3 separate regions of the Homo sapiens genome follow, and regions 1 and 2 are each linked to region 3. A link is a loop called in an ENCODE intact Hi-C map of the cell type or tissue named here. Cell type or tissue: endothelial cell of umbilical vein. All regions are shown on one strand.

Region 1 (4,000 bases), 230 kb before region 3:
TGGCATTAATTACATTCACAGTGTTGTGCAACAGTCACTTCTATCCATCCCCAGAATATTTTTATCATCTCAAACTGAAGCTCTACCCATTAAACACTGATTCTCTATTCTTCTCTCCGCAGAGTTCCTTATCACCACTATCCTACCTTCTATTTCTATGAATTTGCTTCTTCTAAGATATTTCAAATATGTGTAATCTGAGAAAAACTAATAACAACATTCGTCCTTTTGTGTCTGGCTTATTTCACTTAGCATAATGTTTTCAAGGTTCATCAATGCCATAGCATATGTCAGAATTTCATTCCTTTTTAAGGCTAAATAATATTCCATTGTATGTATATTATGCCATATTTTGTTTATCCCTTCATCCATCAATGGACATTGGCGTTGTTTCCACGTTTGGGCTATTGTGAATAATGCTACTATGAACAATGCTGTGCAAATATCTGAATCCTTGCTTTTAATTCTTTGGGCACACACGTAAAGGTAGAATTGCTGAGTCAATGGTAATGCTACGTTTAACTGTTTGAGGCCCTACCATACCATTTTCCTCAGCAGTTGCACCACTTTACATTTCAACCAGCCATGCACTCATGTTCCCATATCCACGCATCCTTGCCAACACTTCATGCTTTCCAATTTTTGATATCAGCTTTCCTAAGAGGTATTGCATAATATCTCAATGTGATTTGATTTGCATTTCCATAATAAAAGACATGTGATTTTGAATGTTATTCTTTAAGTGATGCAGAAATATTAATCAGTTATTATTATTGCTTTCCTGTGATTCAGGCATAGGGGTACATTTCCATTTTAAAAATAAATTTGGATGTTTCCTTTAAGGCGAGGTGATTCCAGAGATGGAGAAGATGAGACTCATCCATGAATAGTGTTGGGGGAATGTGAAAAGGACTTGACAGAGTAGATATGATGGGCTTTGAGGGGAAAGGAGAATTCAAGACACCTCCTAAGTTTTTAGTATGACTTTCATGGGGCATGTGGTGGTCTTGTAGTAGAAGGACCTCTTGGATGTGAAGATAAATCCTGATCATGTTGCATTTGCTTATCTGTGAGATAGTCAGACCTAGAAGGTAGAAGCAATTATATGATTTTAAAGATCCAAAGTCTGAACTGGAGGTAAAGATGTAGATGTCATCAGAATATGGTTGATGATTGGAGGAAGCAGCATGGATGAGCTCATATAGAGAAAGTGAGGTCTGAGAATGGATTCCTGGGGAACATCAACATTTATGTAAGTTGGGAAGATAAGAAGGATTCTGTGAAGGCTCAGAGAAGTAAAGGGATAATGAGGACAGCAGAGTACTATGGAAGCTGACAAGGTAAAGAGTTTCAAAGAATTACCGATTTCACTCCATCAAATATAACAAGAATTTCTAGAAATACTAGAACTGATTCAAAACAAAGTCTCTTTATATCTTGTACTGGAACTCTGGTCTCTGTTCATTGAGTCACATCCTGTATTTAAGTTCTAAGCCCAAATTCCAATTTCAGGCACAGAATAGACACTGACATCCACCACAACAGTTTATTCAGTGTTCCTCTTTACCTGACACAAATCCTCCTCAAAGAAGCTTTATCTTGTGTAAAAGGAAATGAACATTCCTTTGAGGCAAGAGTTGACAGAACTGAAATGCCTTCCAGTGTCAAGGCTGCAGTAGCTTCCATCATGATTCATTCTGAGCCCAAAAGCTTGGTGGCATTTTCAAGGCTTCTTCTCTTATGTAGTGGTGGAGAAGAACTGGAGAGAGCTGGTCGACCCCATGCCTGGTGTCTGGGGGTCAGTGGGTCACTGAGGGGAATTTAACCCTGCCTGTAATGACTTCAGGAGCATCAAGCTGTATCCTCTGTGTTCACTGTGTGGTCAGCATACTTGACAACACTCTCCCTGGCCTCTGGTTCCCACTCTACCTCCCTGAAAGTCTTCACCTCCTAACCTAATTCCTGCAATCTTCATTTTTCCTAGGGCTGAAGAATGCAGCCACTATCTGTCATATCATCTCAGAGTGGTCTCCTCATAGCCCTACTGATGTGGAAATATGACTCATTCACATTCCATTGCTGCGTCTGTGCTACCTCCTCTGTTTAGACCCTTTCCTGCTGTCCAGAAATAGCTGAGTTTACCTTCTACCTATAATTTATTAAAAGACTTCAAGCATTCAATTTTTGATCATTTCAGTTCATTCTCAGCTTCGCAGTGAGAAGTTTCCTCTGTGCTCATTGCCTTTGGCCATAATATTCCACCCCCAAATTACTGTAATTCTCAGGATTACAGTGAGTCACACCTTGGAATTAAGGCATTCTGTGCCAGGGTAAATATGTTACCTAGAAGGGCTAGCATATTACATTGTCGTTTCCTGTTAAGATCATGGCCAACTGGTCATTATCCCATCACCAATAAGACTGTGAGAAACATAGAACAGATATGTTTTCAAAGACTGATAGATTTTCAATTTGTAAGGTTGCTTAGATATAACTTAGTTCTACTTCCTAGGTGATCTACAAACTCCTTCTTTGTGACACTAATCTGGTTACCCAGATCCTGGTTGAACATTTCCTGTGGCATAGAATGATCGATATACAAAACATACATATATCTGGAGAATCTAATGTTTAAATGTTTTGGAGGTTTTTGTTTTGTTTTGTTTTGCTTTGATTCGAGCCAAGGTCTTACTCTGTCACCCAGGCTGGAGTGCAGTGGCATGATCACTGCTTACTGAAACTTTGACCTCCTAGGCTCAAGCAATCTGATTAATTGGGACTACAGATGCACGCCACCACATCCAGTTTATTTTTTTATTTTTATTTTTGTGAAGATGTGGACTCATTATGCTGCCCAGGCTGGTCTTGAACTCCTGGACTCAAGCGATCCTCTTGCTTTGGCCTCCTAAAGCGCTGGGATTACAGGCATAAGCCACTGTGCTGGCCATGTTGAGATTCTTTACCTTGAACCCTAAACTATATTTTCTCCCTGGGAGAGCCTAGATTAAATTATATTCAAATGTTTATTGAGCACCTACTATATACCAAGCACAATGCTGTGTGTGCTGGGCACAACAGGAACCACAAGGCTTGACTCTGTTCTCTATAAGCCCATGTCCTATTGGAGTGGTGGAATGATGTATGGGAACAATATAATTGGACACCCTTGTTTAATTGTGACACCCTTGCTTCCCTTTCGAATTAGCTTAGCACATTCTTATCATGCTTTTGTTTCTCTTTGTGAAAGACTCCAAACATCGAAACTACGTTAAGACCAGTTAGAGCTTCTTTCATTATAATCCAGTTAGGAGACAATTCATCCAACTTGTCTTGATTATGCCACAGAAGCTAAGTGATTAAATCAGAATCTGAAAAGAAGAAACGAAAGCATTAAGTGCATCCAAAAATAAACTTGTTGAACCTGGGGATAGTGTAAGAGTAGGAGACTTTCTGAAAGCCACTTTGGAAATATGATTTTAATGAGATTCATTATTGTCCTTTAAGGTCAAAGTTGAAAGAGTAGTCTATCTGGCTAATATCAAAGAGGTTTAATTTTTGTTGATTTGGAGATAAAGCAAGTATAAGCTTTTCATTATAAATATGTTTTTATACTTGGAAAATAAGAAATAGAAGCAATCAGTAGTCACATATGTGCCCTGTGATCTGGTTCCTGTGAACATTTTCTATAAATTTAAATTATACGTAATCATTTATAGTCCAGAAGCAGGTGCAATGTGGATATGCAAAGCTGTTGAAATGCTATTTTTCCAAAGTTGGCTGGAAATAATACCATACACAGGAGGATGGAAAAGTACCGATGGAAATAATATTGTCCAAGTATCCCAGACCCTTCAAAGACTTTCAGAACAATAACAACTTGAGAAGTGTTACTCTTATGACTCAGTGATCAGAAGACATTTCAGAAACAAGAGTTGTATGAAATCTTGAGTCAGTCACACAAATTGCAAACGGATCTCCTGCAATGCCACTAGGAAGTGAA
Region 2 (4,000 bases), 330 kb before region 3:
CATTCCAATAGAATGTAATACTGATTGTAAAATAATTTTGTCCACTCACTAGTGGTAGACCAGAATTACTTTACTAAGGTTTGCTTTTCTTTTTGGTTCCCCATTTATTCCCAAAGGCTAAAAATCCAATTTATCATTATTGATCTGTCTTTCACTATAGAACAGAAATCTTTTGAATTAGGTATTTAGGCTTTGCTTGGTTTCATTTTATAATTAAACTCCTACTAAAGCTGAATTGTCTAACATTTTAATAAGTATTAAAAAGATATATTTGTATTTAATCCCTTTTGTACTGTTTTGAAGTGGCTCACACCAATATGAAGTGTCTAGGAAATTCATGTGAAAATACTTTGTTATATTTGTAATGAACTCTTATTTATTCATTTAAACAACAGGAATTTATTTAGAGCTCTCTATGAGTTTCATAGTGTGTTTTGAGGTAAAAAATCAAATTATAAATTTGTAGTCCCTGACCTTAATAGATAATGGTTTACTTTAGGTGAAATACAAATGTAAGCTACATGACACCAACTACTATCTATAGCAGCTAAATGATGAACACTAACTTGGATTGCAACTGTATTAAACTGTGTATGGTTATAGAGACATGGCCTGGGAGTTTAATATGCACATGGGGTAACAGTGGGATTATGGGAAGGAGAGACAGGAAATGCGTTTCAGAAGACTACTGTGAGGAAAACAATGTGAGGGAAGGGACAAAAGTGAACTGGGCCCTTGTAAGAACTTTAAGGAACATGGGGTGGTAGCATGGGGACCCATGTGGATGACTGGTGAAAATTAAGATTAAACTAACAAGAAATGGCCAGATAACTATAAATCTTAAGTTTTGTTTTATTTTTGAGTCTTTTTACTTTTTATTGTGGCATAAGATATAAAATCATTGGTGTTTCTTGAGTGGAGGAGTGACTTTATACTGCTGCCAAGTTCAACAGCTCTGAATTTAGAGTCGAAGAGATTTGGGTTCAAGTCATGTCTCTGCAACTTACTAGCTGTATAACTTTGAGCAAATTCCTTAACCTTCCTACACCTGAGTTTTTTCATCGGAAAATGATGGTATTTAATGATTCTGTGTTTCAAAGTATTGTGATGTGGTTATAATAAAGTACTGAGTAGTGAATATTTAGTATTGGTATTTGGGTACATAGTAAACACTCGGAGTATGATAACTATTGTCAAAATTTCAAAGTTAGAATCTATTGTGGTTAGTATTTCAGCACTGATCATGACCCAGATGAGAATGTAGTAAAGTTTTTTGTTTTATTTTTTATTTTTTTATTCTTTTTTAATAGAATGGGTTTAAGAAAAGTGAAGATAGTCTTACTTCACTTTTAAGAAAAAAGTGAAGATATTCTTACTAAAAGCAACACATGCATTTTTAGATCGTACTATTTTATTTAGGCCCCTGGATAATCCAGACTAATTAGTGGCAGTAAACATAAAAGGGAAATAAAGAATCTAAGCAATTAACAGATTTTTCTTGGTTCCAATTTGTGTTTTTTCTTGCATTCTAAAAAACACTGGTGAGCTATGTTTGTTTGTTTGTTTAAAAGTGAGTCATTTTGATAATCTCCTTGGCTCAAAGATTTGTAGAATCTCTGCAGGGAGAGACAAAAGAGGAGGCCTTATTTCTGTATGTAAGAACCTCTGTCTATTTTCTTTATCATATTCTGAAGCTGTATGGGTAGTTGTACAGATTATGGGACAGCTCTGATAAGACTGAATCAGGGATAGGAAACAGGCTACGGATAGGTCTGGACCACATCAAACCCTCTGGCTTTCCCATTTTAAGCATGATTCATATGACCAGCCAAAAGAAAAAGCAGAGAAATCTCAATTCTAGCTTTAGATCAAAATACACTAACTTTGATTTTTGATGGAGAAAGAAACTAATTATGGTGTATTAGAGTTAAGTCAAATGTCACCTATTTCTTGTTAAGGTATTTGCGTATTTCACTGAATATGTCTCTGAACCTTAGCAAGAAACGCCTTGTGTTTTTATGGTTTGTTTCTTCTTTACTTAAAAAATAAATTAACTGTTAGTTCTGATGTTATCTGTTCAAATATTCCACATTGTGGAAAATCCTCATCTATTACACATGCTCAAATTTGGATTCAATCCCAGAATAGTTGCTAATGCTTGCACATGGGCTGGAGCTGTGTAATTGTTTTTGGTGCTTAAGGAAGACATGGGGAACAATCTCTCCCCCAACAGCAGACCAAATTGTGATTTTTGGAATCCTTATTCTAGATTAAGTCCCAGAGATACTAACTCAACTGTTTCTTTCCATTTTTCCCACTGAGTATAGCTTTCCTTTTTTTTTTTTTTTTTTTTTTTTTAAACTTATAGATAGATGCACAACCTCTCCTTTATATTTCATTCAGCTTTCGAAGGCAAAAGAACAAAATCAACTCAGAAGTGACAGGAGGGGAATCATTTTGTTACTTGAAGTGGACAAGAAAATGATTTTCCCTGCTGTTTGCCTCAGCTGAATTACAGCCTTATGTCTGTGTGAAATCCAATTTGATGAGATTTTCTTTGTTACTTTTGAAAGAACTTGTTTCTTGGCAGTCCTGCCCCAAACTAGATTGTTCCATTGCCTTCTGCAAAGCTTCTCGTACCCTTGGGTAGTCATCAAGCCTCATCTCCCTGCTGTAATTGTAGCTTCTCTGTACATTATCAGACATTCCCGGAAATTTGGACTCAGCAGAATAGGAATTGTCAAATGTATCAAAAATCTTATATTTATGTACTAAGTATTGACATTGTGTATAGAAAAACATCAGGTGTAGAAGACTTTCTACTAAGGGTTTACAATCTTAGAAAAACTAGAAAGCGAATACAATCTGATCTCTAAAACACTAGAAGGTTGGCTATCTTAATATCAGTGGGATGAGACTGGATTTTTCCTCCCTGGCTATTGGAGAAAAAAAAAAGGGAAAAATAGTTATATCAATCCTAGAAGCCAGATGAGTATGGAAACAACCTTCCATTTTCTGTTTTTCTAATCAATTTAAGACAAATACACTACAGATTATATTTAGGGGCCTGGTAGGCTGCCTCAGTTTTCCCAGATGACTGAGCAGTGGATCAGCTTTCTGAAGTTTAGTGCCACAACTCATCTGCCCAAGAGCCAGGTGGCCCTGATTCAAATATAAGTGACCCAGGAACCATTTACCAGTAGACAGTCAGTATCAAGAATCACAGCATTGACACTCTACTTGGAGACTTCTTGATTGTACACAAAATCTATTTCTCGTTATTTTCATCTTATTGTGGCTGGCAGCCCATCTTTGCATGTTACTATCTCCAAAATGGCACAAAAGCTTAGCTTTACTCGGAAGACATCAGAGGTCTGGACCTCCGATTTTTGGCCCAAACTCCATCCGCATACAAAGTGGGGATCAGTGGACAAGTGGGCTCCACTTTGCTTCTACAGTAGGACTCGATCATGATGATTGCTTGGTATTATCAACATCAAGACCCAAAAGTCCAACGCTGCAGAAATTTCAGAAATGGTTAGAGCTAGATAGATCCTGAAGATAGATCCTTAAAAATATTGATCTTTGGGTTCCTCAAGTTGCTGCATTTTTCCTAGTACATGCTAACCTTTCAAGTTCCATTCTTAAGGATAGACATTATCTTAAACTTGACTATGATCTTAGAGTCCTAATGATTCTCACCCACTACAACTTCAGGTAGATAGATAGATGATATAGATGATAGATAGATAGATAGATAGATAGATAGATAGATAGATAGATAGATACAGAGAAAGGATAGATTTGTTGTTGTTTGTTTTGATGTTATTTTTATGCAAGTAAACCTCATTTCTGTTTTGCTCTATCATTGCACTAGGTATCAGAAGCCTGATTCCACTGGATTAGCATGTTCCTCTTTTCCCTTCTCCATGCAGCTTATGTAGTGCCAGGACCTGGCAGGACTATATGGACATGGGTGGGCATGACGTGGGTCATGTCT
Region 3 (4,000 bases):
AAGAGCAAGAAAATAATACTATTCTGGTATAAATTAGGATATTTTTGAGTACATGTAACAAAAACCCATTCAAAGTATCTTAAGTTAAAGGTTTATTGACTCACATATCTAAGATAGGAATACTTACAGCATCAGGCATGGCTGGATCAAGGCTCCAACAGTGTATCAGGATGCTGTCTCTTTTACTCACCTTTTCTCCGTGCTAATAACTCCAGCAAGGCAGGAACTAGTTTTAGTCACATGACACTGAACCAATCATTTTGGCCTGGGGGATGGAGAACTGTTCCTGGAAAAGCCTGCATCATTTGACCTAGCCCTGTGGCCCATGGAAATGGGATTAAAAGCCTCACCAGCATCATGTTAAATGGGGTATTGGCAGTTCCTGAAGTAAGAAAATTGTCTAACAGAGCTGAGTCACAGAGAACCAGAATCAGGGCGTCTCATGTTATTACTGGGAGAGTTTCTGTATCATACTCATTCCAGACTTTGATCGCTGACTTTAAAATCTTTGTTCATTGGCTTGACAGTAATATCCATGGAGTTGACCTGCCTACCAGCCACTCACCTGAGCTTCAGTGTTTTTTGACTCTTTAAATGCCATTATTTTCTTTTCCATTCCACTTTTCACTCTGATGGATATCACTTGGACTTTATTATTACCTGAAACTACTTAATTCCTGACATCCTAAATGATGGTCTCACCCTTTTGACCACAACCTTATATCCATTCAACTGTCTTAAGCCCTCAATCTCACTACATTCTGCTCATTGATTCTGCAAGCAAGACCTTTGGGATCACCAGCCCTTCTTAGTCTCACAAGTTCCATACTAATCTGCACTATATGGTTGATTTCCTGAAATACCCTTGAACATCCCTACTTCCTTATCCATGTCCTACAATCATGCATGTATTAGTTTCCTAATGCAGCTGTAGCAACATACTACAAACTGAAAGGCTTAAAACAACAAAAATTTACTCTCTTACTGTCTAGAGGTCGAAAGTCTGAAATTAATATCACTGAGCCAAAATCAAGGTGTTAGCAGGGCCATGCTCCCTTGAGAAATTCTGGGGGAGAATCTTTTCCTTCCTCTTCTGGCAGCTGTCACCATTCCTTGGCTTGTGGCTGCACCACTGTAATTTTCAAGGTCAACATCTTCAAATGTCTCTCTGGTCCATCATCATATCCCTTCCTCCTCTGTATGTATGTCACATCTCTCTGCCTCTCTCCTGTAAGGACAATTGGGATAGCCTAAAAGGCCCACTTGGATAATCCAGGATAATCTCTCCTTATAGAGATCCTTAAACTAATTATACCTGAAATTTTTTTTGTTTTCATTTCTTTTTTGTGTGGGGGGGGGGGGTTGTGGGGCAGGGGGGACTTGTAAGGTAGGTTCCAGAGATTAGGTTATCAATATATTTTGAGAAGCCAGTTTCCAACCTGTCACATACCTATATGGCTCTGGGGTCACCGAACTCTAGGGTCAGAGAATGATTTGTCTTCCACTTCTCTATTACTTGCTGGGGAAAACCAAACAAAAATCCAGATATGAGAGTCACTACTAATTAGCAATTTTTACACTCAGCTTGATAATCTTGTCTCTTTTTCATGATCTAGTGTCTCCTCATCTATTTACAGTAACATGCCTATACATCCTTACAGCTCTTCTGATTCCAGCAGTAAATGTACCTACAGAACTGTCTCATTTTCTCACGGGACAGAGGAATTTGATCTGTATTATTCAATCAAAACCACAGTGCTTAATTAACTCCTAGAAGGAAGTCCAGTGTATAGCTGGCACCTGTTTGGTATTTATTTGCTGACTTATTCTTCCTGTATAAAAGAAAAGAATGTTCCATTTCCCTAGTGTTTTCAATCCCACTTCCTATGATATCTTGATTCCTCTTTATAATTTATCTGCCTCCCTCCCTTCCTCCTCCTCCCTGTCTCTTCCTCTTTTCCTAGCTGCCTCCTTACATATTGTAATGCTAGTCAAGTCTCATTCACCCTTAAAAAATGCATTAGAAGACATACTCATTCCAAATCAGCAATAACAACAACTTTTACATGCACACACAGCTCTCTCTAACTATTGGCAAGTCTCATTCTTATACTCTTACATAAAATTCCTAAAACAGCTGTCTAAGTTCAGTCTATATAACCCCTCATCTGCATTTATTTCTTAACTCTTGGCTTCTGCCTCTACCATGTCATTTAAATTGTTCTTTCATAGGTCAAGACCACCTTTATTTTCCATGGCTACCAATATTTTTAAATTAAACTTGTTATTTTGAGATAACAATAGGTTGCCATGCAATAGTAAGAAATAGTCCAAGGAGGTCACCAGGTACCATTTCCCCCAGTAGTATCATCTTGTAAAGCTGCAGTACAATATTAAATCAGGTTACTCACATTGATGTAATCCACTGATCTTATTCAGATTTCCCCAGTTTTCCTTGTACTGATTTGTGTGTGTGTCAAAACTACATTTCATTTGCAAATCCACTGAATAGTTTCCAATCTTGACATCTATGAATTGCTTGATTTAAATTCAATAAATATATTTAATTCTAACTATGAGTTAAGAATTTAAGGTTCTACAAATATTGGTCAATGTTATGGTTGTATTAACTCTATGGGGTAAGTATACTATTAGTCCCATTTTACAGATAAGGCAAGTGAGGCACAAGTAAATTAATAAACTGGCACAAAGAATTTAAGAAACACAGCTAGTGTGAGTAGTGGAGACTAGATGCAAGCCTACACAGCCTGTTTCAGAGTCTATGCTACTAACACTTTCTCCTGTGACTTCTCTGGACCTAACTGAAGTCTCTGCTGAGTTTGGGAGTGGAGGCCTTGAGTTACTTGAATGCCTCTTCTTCCTTGGTTCCTTTGATATAATCTACGGCTTCTCCTTGTACCTCTCTGTCTACTTTATCCTGGTCTTCATGGACTGCTTATCCCATTCCTGTTTTTTAAATGTAGCTTCCCACCAAGGCTGTGCATTCAGCTCCCTGGTTTTCTTCATTAGGTATTTTCCTTGGGAGATCTCTATACCTATGTGCTAAAGGAGCACAAACTGATAGCTGTAAGCTTTGACCTCTGACCTGAGTTCCAAACTCCTTTCTAATTACTGGTTTCCCAACTTCTCTGGGATATCCCTCAGGAACGTCAAACTTCATGGTTTCATAAACTACACTAATTCATCTCTGCAATCTACAACCTCCACTTTTTCTCTGTAATCTACAACCTCCACTGTCACAAATTACCATAAACTGGGTGGCTTATAGACAACAGAAATTTATTTCTTACATTTCTGGAGGATGGGAAGTCCAGGATCGAGGTGCTGACAGATTTGGTTACTGGTAAAGTCCCTCTTCCTGGTTCATGGAAGACCATATTTCCATTATGTCACTAGGGCTTGGCGGAGGAGGCACAGCAGCTCTTTGGGCCTCTTTTATAAGAACATTAATCCTATTCATTAAAAACTTAAGTCTTATGACCTAATCACCTCCTGATACAGTTAGGCTTTCTGTCCCTTCCCAAATCTCATCTTGAATTGTAGTTCCCATAATCCCCATGTGTTCTGGGAAGGATCCAGTGGGAGGTAATTGAATCATGGGGGCAGTTGCCCCCATGCTATTCTCATGATAGTGAGTGAGTTCTCACAAGAGCTGATGGTTTTATAAGGGGCTTTCCCCCTTCACCTGGCACTTCTCCTTTCTGCTGCCATGTGAAGAAGGACATGTTTTCTTCCCTTTCTGCCCTAAGTTTTCTGAGGCGTCTATAGCCCTGTGGAACTATGAGTCAATTAAACCTCTTTTCTTTATAAATTACCCATTCTTGAACAGTTCTTTATAGCAGCCTGAGAATGAACTAACACACCTCCCAAAGACCCCGCCTCCCAATATGATCATAATGGAGATTAGGTTTCAACATATGAATTTGGAGGCCACACACACTTTCAGTCTATAGCATAAAACATTTCCCCAAAGAAGATC

The links. Hi-C counts contacts between places; a loop is a spot of excess contacts. Peaks named below come from ENCODE experiments on the same cell type or tissue, not always from the same donor. Only the 100,000 strongest peaks of a DNase experiment are listed, where the experiment ranks them.
Region 1: a loop joins it to region 3, with 8 times the contacts of the local background. A loop is called at or near these places in 2 of 110 quality-filtered maps.
Region 2: a loop joins it to region 3, with 9 times the contacts of the local background. A loop is called at or near these places in 4 of 110 quality-filtered maps.

The regions. Positions count from the first base shown.
Region 1 is chr4:21,011,244-21,015,243 of GRCh38, reverse strand. The region is part of intron 1 of KCNIP4 (potassium voltage-gated channel interacting protein 4); the gene reads left to right. Among named protein-coding and RNA genes, the nearest start is that of PACRGL, 310 kb to the right of the region's middle. RefSeq lists a silencer at 2,164-2,458. In endothelial cell of umbilical vein, no CTCF peak of the experiment used is centred here; DNase peaks (open chromatin) are centred at 2,213 and 3,933; H3K27ac peaks cover 3,162 bases.
Region 2 is chr4:21,111,814-21,115,813 of GRCh38, reverse strand. All of the region lies in intron 1 of KCNIP4 (potassium voltage-gated channel interacting protein 4), which reads left to right. Among named protein-coding and RNA genes, the nearest start is that of MIR7978, 350 kb to the left of the region's middle. In endothelial cell of umbilical vein, no CTCF peak of the experiment used is centred here; DNase peaks (open chromatin) are centred at 1,803 and 2,113; H3K27ac peaks cover 1,921 bases.
Region 3 is chr4:20,776,939-20,780,938 of GRCh38, reverse strand. All of the region lies in intron 3 of KCNIP4 (potassium voltage-gated channel interacting protein 4), which reads left to right. Among named protein-coding and RNA genes, the nearest start is that of PACRGL, 78 kb to the right of the region's middle. In endothelial cell of umbilical vein, no CTCF peak of the experiment used is centred here; a DNase peak (open chromatin) is centred at 1,878; H3K27ac peaks cover 2,613 bases.